Linked DNA regions of Homo sapiens: region 2 is linked to region 1. A link is a loop called in an ENCODE intact Hi-C map of the cell type or tissue named here. Cell type or tissue: GM12878. All regions are shown on one strand. Each heading gives the region's core, and the rest is flanking DNA. Links, peaks and the distances in the headings are about the cores only.

Region 1 (4,400 bases), core at 274-4,273:
TCTCATCAAATCATCCAGAGACTGGATGGATTTTATTTTCCATAACACAAAAGTTAGCCTCCAGCCTGGTCAACATAAGGAGACCCCATCTCTACAAAAAAGATTAAAAAATTAGCTGGGCATGGTGGTGTGTGCCTGTAGACTCAGCTACGTGGGAGGGTGAGGTGGGAGGCTGACTTGAACCCAGAAGGCAGAGGCTGCAGTGACCCGTGATCATGCCACTGTACTCCAGCCTGGATGACAGAGCCAGAATGTCAAACAAACAAACAAGATTAGCTGTAATATACCAAGGTGAGGGGAAACTATTTCATGTGATGAAAAGTCAAGTCCAAGACCCATGTCATCCTGGGTACTTACAGAAGAAACCCACCCAATCTGTCCAGGAGCTGACATGGAAACCCCAGCATGTGAATCTGCTGGCCTGACAGCTGTAACAGAAGCTTGCAGAGAAGCTGCCAACCCAGAGGGCAGTCTGTGGCCAGGAAAAAAAAATGAGATTTCTACAGCCTCTAGTGTGACAACTAACCGTACCACTGAGGAAGTGGGTGGGGAGATACAGATGCTGGTAGAGAAAGACGACATGAAGGTGTTCACAGTCAGCTGTTGATTTTCACTATCTATTGCTTCATTGGCTAGGAGCATCATGGTGGTTGTTAAGCAAAATTTGGGCAGATAATCACATAAAAAGTAGGATAATTGTGTCTTTCAACTAAGTTTTTAGAAAATGTTTATTTGTCCCCATTTCATGGAGATGAAGACCTATAAGAAAGCCATCTACACTGTTCTAAACCCATTGTGATTTGGAAACTTTCAAAGAGATACTTAATCAAAACCGAGACAGCTCACAAGACTTTTTACCTTAAATAGGCCTCTAACATATTTTAATATAAATTTTGTTAAAGTAGGTTTAATAAGCAAAAGCATAAAAATGGGAGCAAAAATAAATAGATCTGCTTGAAAACAAGTTTGTCAGTATAATCCAAATCAGTTCAAAATTAATTTATGTTTAGCTTTAAAATTGTGACTGAAGGGAGCAACGGTCAAGCAGATATCTAAACTTAGTAGATCTCTAAATTTAATTTGTAGGCATTGAACAGCTTCCTTTAATGGGTCCAAACAAATAACTTCAAATGTATCCATTTTAATTTACCAACAAGAAGTTCATGACTCAGGGAGGATGTTGGTTTTTTCATCAAGTCACCAGGCACCCTCTGACCTTTCATTACTGCCTTTCCTAGAGATGACCTGGGGACAAAAGATTTGCTCAACTTAAATCTAACTCTCCCCGCACTCCCTTTCAATAATGAGGATCCAGGCCCGGCATGGTGACTCATGTCTGTAATCTCAGCACTTTGGGAGGCTGAGGTGGGAGGATTGCTTGAGGCCAGGAGTTCAAGACCAGACTGGGCAACATAGTGAGACCCTATCTCTACAAAAAATTAGTTGGGCATGGTAGCGTGCGTACACCTGTAGTACTACCTACTTGGGTGGCTGAGGTGGTAGGATAACTTAAGCCCTGGAGTTTGAGGTTACAGCAAGTTACGATTGCACCACTGCACTCCAGCCTGGGTGACAGAGCAAGGCCCTGTCTCAATAATAATAATAATAATAATAATAATAAATAATGAGGATCCACAGCCAATGGCTCAGTAGATAGTCAATTTCCAGTTGTCTATTACCATATGCTCTGATTGGCTACTTCTGTCAAGAACATAGTGATCTCACCTCCAGTGGGCTTTTAAGTGCACAATGAGGTGTAAAGTTACGCAGGTAGCCAAGATCTGTGTTGGCGCCTAAAAAATGAGAACCTCGTAAATGCCTGTGACATCAAGAACCTGCCTGATTTCTATCGTTTAATCTGTGACCTCTGCCTCAGTAGAAAGATACGGGAATGGGAAGATAATCTGTACCATATCAAACTTTTAAAAAAACAGCTGCCTTTCACAGCTTACCAGGTTTCCATTATTTATATGTCAAGATTTATGTTAGAAATAATTAATATTTCATTGGCTCTCTGTAGCTAAGCAAATCATCAACTCACCAAATCTTTTCCCTCGGATTCTTACATTTGTATTCCTAACAAATAAGAAGTCTTCCTAGAGGTGGAGACATAGAACTATAGAGACAGAGACTTCTCTGGCAACACTGTGGAGTATAGAATAGCAGTGGTGCAACTGGAGGCATGGAGACCTGTTTGAACATTATTGTCATAGTGCAAGGAAAAGGAAATTAGGATTCTGATCTAGGAAGTGGCATAGGAATGAAGAATATGTTCTGGACTTGTGAGAGAATTTGGTGAAAGAATTGACATGTAATGAGTAAATGTGAGAAAGTGAAAAATAAGAGATGGCTGAGGGTTTTATCCTGGGTTATTGACATAGATAGACACAGATATTGATGCACAATGGAGATTAGGTTTAGGGAGGGAGGTGGGACAACAAGATGAGTTTGATAAACTCTACGTGATTTACAGTAGGAAGTTATTATAATGGGAAATAACTGGAACTAATGTGTCTACATATTTGCCTGCCTCCTGCATAAGACTGTGAGCTCTTTGAGTGCATTCATCTTTGTTTTCCACTGCTTAACACAGAGCCCAGCATATAGCAAGGGCTCAGTGTCTTTTTTTTTTTTTTTTTTTTTTGAGACGGCGTCTCACTCTGTCGCCAGGCTGGAGTGCAGTGGTGCTATCTCGGCTCACTGCAACCTCCTTCTCCTGGGTTCAAGTGATTCTCCTGCCTCAGCCTCCCGAGTAGCTGGGACTACAGGCATGCACCAGCACCCCCAGCTAATTTTTGTATTTTTAGTAGAGACGGGGTTTCACCATGTTGGCCAGGATGGTCTCCATCTCTTGACCTCGCAATCCGCCAGCCTCCGCGTCCCAAGGTGCTGGGATTACACGTGTGAGCCACTGTGCCCGGCCTCAGTATCTTTTTTAATAAATGAGAAGTTGAGTTAACATTGAAAATATGAATATTGCCTTATTGCAATGAATATTCCTAACTAAATGGATCAAATGTCATGTCATTATTGCAAATTCAGTTTAGAGTTCATAAGAGCAATTTAGATTTTAAGATTTTCCTTGCTGAAATCAGCAGTTTCTAAGGATGGAAGGAATTGGTTTTGCAAAGAAGTGTACAGATGGTCTTCAACTTAGGATGGTTTGGCTTACAATTTTTCAACTTTATGATGGTACAAAAGCAATACACACCCAGTAGGAACCATACTTCAAATTTTGAATTTTGATCTTTTCCGGGGCTAGCAATAATAACGCAGTACAATACTCTCACGATGCTGGTCAGTCGCAGCGAGCCCCTGCTCCCAGCCAGCTAAGCAAACATGAGGATGAACAACCAATATTCTACAGTGTACTATATTCAATACATTATGTGAGATATTCAACACTTTATTACCTAATAGGTTTTGTGTTAGACGATTTTGCCCAATTCGAGGCTAGTGTAAGTGTTTTGAGCATGTTTAAGGTATGGTGTTCAGTAAGTTAGGTGTATTAAACACATTTTCAATTTAGAATATTTTCAACTGATGATGGGTTTATTGGGACGTAGCCCCCTCATGAGTGGAGAAGCATCTGTATTTCGAGAATATGGTACATGTGAGAGAAGGTCAGGCTGGATGGGACCAGAAGAAGGAAGGGTAGAGGAAACCTTTTAGCAGAAGGAGGGAGACACTAAACCTCTGGAAGCTGAGAGAAAATGTACCCACTCTGGAGAGGAGAAAGGACTAAAGTGAAAGGGAGTCCAAGACACACCTAGAACTAGCCTTCACCTAGGGAGCGGGGGAGGTGGTCTTTCTGAACCATCCCCAACTCCCCAGGAGCTAAGTCAGGAGCTCTGACACTCTGGACTCCAGGAATACAGAAGATCTTGAAGTTCCTCAAACAAAACACAGTACAATGACAAAGTGGTCGAGATTCACTTAGAAATTGCGTAGGAGAGCCATTTCTTTTCACTGCACACTCTGTTTCATGAGAAGATTATACAGTCAAACTGAAAGAGGTGTAGACTGAGGTCAAATATTATGTCATATTTTAATACAAGGCACTTAGAGCAAAGTGCATCACTTTTGTGCATCACTTTTTAAAGATGCTTTTATTGATGCAAAATAAGCATATGGTAAAACACACAAAGTTTAATTGTATAGCTCAATGAATTTTTTTAATATACATCCATATAACTACCACCAGTTCCAGATGTAGAAGTCTCTCCCATGCTTTTCCTAGTCAACACCAGTCACAAAGGTAACCACTATTCTTACATCACTGTAGATTTGTTTTGACTATCTTGAACTTCATGTGAGTGAAATTTCACAGAATAATTTTCTGGAGTTAGACTTTTTTCACTCTGTGTTATGAGATTTATCCATGCTGTTTAATGTGTATT
Region 2 (4,400 bases), core at 143-4,142, 400 kb after region 1:
AGACTCTATGCCCAGGGTTTTTATTCAGGGCTGCCCCTGTAAGTATCCTTGGCCTAGCATGTAACAAAATTCCAGACTCATATAAGAAAAGCAGGTGTTTGCCATAAACCACTTTGTTTTAACAAACAGTTTAGGCACAGTGAGCTGCTTTTATCAATTCTGGGAATGGTATGAACGCTACTGAAATCCACGTTCCTAGATGCCAGCCAAGGGCCAAACTTGTAAGCTTCTGTTTCAAAGAATGGCAGTCCTGGGCAGACGTGCTAACTCTTAGCATGGGCATGCTCCTAGGAACAGTACCTACGTGGAAGAAAGGGAAATAGGACAGGGCCAAGAGAAATTTGCCAAGCACAAAGGAATCTGCCCCACTGCCAAGTAAAGGTAACATCCTATCCTATTTGCAAGTAATTGTGCATACAATGATATTTTGTTTGACACCTTGGTTTTCACATCTCTTTTAAAAATATTAGGTCTTATGATCGCATGGAAACTCCAACGGTATGTGTTAAAATTCTTTTTTAAAAATTTATATTAGATTTATTGTTTTAGAGACATAATCTCACTCTGTCACCCAGGCTGAAGTGGTACAGTCATAGCTCACTGCAGCCTCAAGCTCCTGTGCTCAAGCCATCCTCCTGCCTCAGCCTCCCACATAACTGGGACTACAGACATGCACCATGACACTCAGCTACGTTTTTGAAATTTTTTCTAGAGATGGAGTCTCGCTATGTTGCCCAGGCTGGTCTCAAATTCCTGCCTTAGCCTCCTGCCTTGGCCTCCCAAAGTGCTGGGATTAGAGGCACCACTTCACCTGGCCTAGAATTCTTATAATTGAGAAAATTTAGACTTAGAGGTTACAGGATGAACACAGGGACCCTCTGCCAGTAAGCAGCAGATCCAGGGCTGAGTTCCGGCATCTAATCTCCAGCGTTCTTCCCACTCCCCTACAAACGTATCTCTGAGTCACTGTCAAATCCCTCTCCTAGAAGACAGAATCAGGGCCCTGGGTGTGCTTCAGGGAAACTGGAAATTCTATTTTTTTTTTACTTTAAGGAATTAGTTTTTTTAAAAAAATTCTGTGTTGTTCTATTTGTGACTGAAGTGCCAGAATCACTAGCAAATGAGAGACTAACAGACATAAACTTAATGAACAAGGAGATTATGAAGGTCTGCAAAGAGCAATTCCTGCTTTGGGAATTCAAGTATTCTGCTGTTTGAGAGAGATTCTGTTGATTTTGGAAATACCGTGAATCATTTCCTGAAAGAGCAAAATAATGGAGGCTTTTTATTCCAAGTTTCCAAGAAATGTTGTCTAAAGGCAGAAGACTCTTGGGAATAGCAGGCTATGTGTGTAGAGGCCGTTGTTGTGTCCTGGTCAGGATTGGACCCTTCCTCTTAAACACCGGACAACTATTGGAGAAGCATCTATGCCCCGGCAGGTGCTGCCTCCTGAGTGGTTGTGCAGTTAAGGGAGAAGGCTTATTTCTCTTTGTGCGTTTTAGTAGGTTACATTAGTCGGGAATGCTTACTTTGATGATCAATGAGCGATATCAGAGCCTGGAGACCCAATTTTTAAAACTGCAGTAAGGGTCTTTTCATCAGGGAATTTCCAGTGAAGTCAGCACTTCTGCTGTCTTTCTCATCGAGAAGCCCACAAGAAACTCAAAAGTTCAAGATTCGTGTTTGTATCTGTGAGATTAGTAGAGTAGATGCTTGTCAGCACCGGTAAAGCCAGAAAGCAGTCAGTATTTCCACTCTAAACCTCTCATGTTCCCCCTCAGTCTGTTAGCCCTTTGTAATTCAACCATAAGAATTCACCACAAGTTGAAACTGGCAGCCGATTTTTTTTTTTAAGGCTGGGAACATTTTTCTCAAATGATAGAGTTGACAGCAGTGGACCATCCCCAGGCAGCAGGAGGGAAAGAGTGTGGCGGTGAGACGTAGGACACAATGCAGGATTCTCCAAGACTGAAACTAGGTTGGCATTGTGTCTCTTAGAACTGTCTTTCTGAGTTTTACCCAGAAGATATAAAAAATTATGGAGATTCTGTAGAACCCAGAACAATTTTTTTCCCCAGAACTCCTGGAGCTGCCTAGAAGCAGGTAACAATTGACAAAGACAGTCCTGAAGTGAGTTGTCAAAGACAGTCTCCAGTCTGTCATGTTGCCTTTGCAGATGATCAAAATTTGCCTTTTCAGTTTGAGTCATATTATCTATTTGGTATTTCTATGCTAGCTTCTTGCTGGGGGAGAAGACAAAAGGTTCAGCTGTACTGATTACATTTGGCGGTAGCCCATTTTAAGCAAGTGTCTTAGACAATGTGGGATCCTCATTTCTTTTTGAACAAAAGAACAATGGGCTGAATCATAGGATTAATATGGCAAAAGGTCATGACCTCTACAGTGGAAGTTGTTCAAAGGTAGAACCTAAGTGTTCAGATGTGCTCTAACATGACTATGTTCAGATGTGCCTTTTTATATTGCTGCTCATCTGTGTCTCACTCTGAGTGGCAAGAAACCTCAAACTGCTTTTTCTATTCTCTCCCTCAATAGTAACCATCAACACAGAAGACTTCTATGACCAAATGAGTGGGGGTTTTTACCCCCATACACCAAGTAAGCAATCAATCCCACAGCAGACACCATCCTCCAATTCAATTCTGACACTCTCTACCTGGAAATAACGTCGTATCTCACAGGTGGAGAGCTCAGTACCCAAGACTGTCTCCCACTCAGAAACAGGTCACAAGTCTGAGCCTCCGAAACTTCTGATGACCAACTTCAAGTTGGGGTTCCCACAACTCCCTCTTTGGGTTTGATTAATTTGCTAGAGCTGCTCACAGAAATCAGGGAAACACTGACGTTTACTGATTATTATAAAGGATATTACAAATAATAAAAATGAAGAGATGCATAGGGTGAGGCATAGGGGAAGGGGCGCAGAGCTCCCATGTTCTCCCTGGGCGGCCACCCTCAGGGAACCTCCATGTGTTCAGCTTTCAGGAAGCCCCCTGAACTTTGTCCCCATGGGCTTTCATGGAGACTTCATTTGGAGAGGCATGATTGACAACCTTGTGGAAATGTAATTGGACAAAAGGGGTATGATCCAATACTAATAGGCTGGGAAGGGAAACTTAGCAATGCCTGTCTGTTCAGATTCTTCTTGGCCTCTCTGTGCAGCATTTCTTCCTCCAGGGTATGGCGTAGACCCCATCTGAAATGGGGATCTTGTGACCCACATTCAGACAAAATAGGTCACATAATTTCTTTATGGCCAGCTCCAGGACAGGAAGGAGGGAAAAGACTCCTTCCTTGGGCTGAGAAAAAAGCAGGTGAAAGGAGTGCAGGAAAGGCCGGGAGCAGAGGCTCACACCTGTAATCCCAGCACTTTGGGAGACTGAGGCAGGTGGATCACGAGGTCAGGAGTTCGAGACCAGCCTGACCAACATGGTGAAACCCCGTCTCTACTAAAAATACAATGTCAGAGACAGAGGTTCTATTTTCTGAAGCCTGAATCTGAGGCCAGAAGTACCCAGCATTGTAACGAGGGCTATGGGAGTTAGAAGCCAGGAACTATGGGCGAAAACCAATATATATGGATAATAATACACACACACACACACACACACATAATAATATCACACTCAAGCACCAGGAAGATGTCTAAAGAGAGGATGCATGGGACTAGTGCAAGTGTGTCAAGATTTCTACAAACACTGAAAATGTCTTTGGTGGCTGATAAGGCAGGCTCTCAGAGGCTTCTGACTAAGCTGCTTACCTATATCCTCGAAGCTAACTGGACCTTTGTTTCTTACAAGTGATACATCTCTGAGCTTGACAGTTGCATGCAAACCAGTGAACTGGTCCACAGGGTATTAGAATCACAAATAAATACTCTGTCCACACATCACAAAACTGAAAAGCTTAATTGGCACTATCATAAAAATCACAGGCTTTGATTGTAACACCCTGGCAGTGTATTTGTGAAAAGCTGAGTACAATAGCAACTTTTAATTAGGCAACCTGTTTTTGTATGACACCAAAGCATTTTACAAATCCATTCATTTCAAGAAAAGCCAGGTAATTAATAGAATTATAGATTCTTAGTGTTGAAAGGAAACTATATAGCCTCAAAATGTTGGGACATTCCTCTAATTCCAATGACCCTTAGCACTTGTTCATTTCAGGCAGCATTGCCAGCCATCACTCCATGGATCCTCTCATCTGGAAGTGCTCCACTTCAGAAATCTTAGATTCCAAGATCCACTCTCAGAAAACAACCTCCAGACATTTCTGCCGTCCACACAGTTGCTTCTTCTCCCTCTGGCGCACGGCCACCTGTGCTATCTGCAGCCTCACCGGCATTCCCTGGCCTCGCCCTCTGCACTTCATCCTGACAG

What was found. Hi-C counts contacts between places; a loop is a spot of excess contacts. Peaks named below come from ENCODE experiments on the same cell type or tissue, not always from the same donor. Only the 100,000 strongest peaks of a DNase experiment are listed, where the experiment ranks them.
Region 2: it touches region 1 in a loop (3-fold over the local background); 1 of 110 quality-filtered maps calls a loop at or near these places.

The regions. Positions count from the first base shown.
Region 1 is chr2:191,122,698-191,127,097 of GRCh38, reverse strand. All of the region lies in intron 3 of STAT4 (signal transducer and activator of transcription 4), which reads left to right. Among named protein-coding and RNA genes, the nearest start is that of STAT4, 26 kb to the left of the region's middle. In GM12878, for the core only: no CTCF peak of the experiment used is centred there; no DNase peak of the experiment used is centred there.
Region 2 is chr2:190,720,454-190,724,853 of GRCh38, reverse strand. No RefSeq gene overlaps it. Among named protein-coding and RNA genes, the nearest start is that of NAB1, 74 kb to the right of the region's middle. In GM12878, for the core only: no CTCF peak of the experiment used is centred there; DNase peaks (open chromatin) are centred at 2,213 and 2,403; H3K4me3 peaks cover 457 bases; H3K27ac peaks cover 2,570 bases.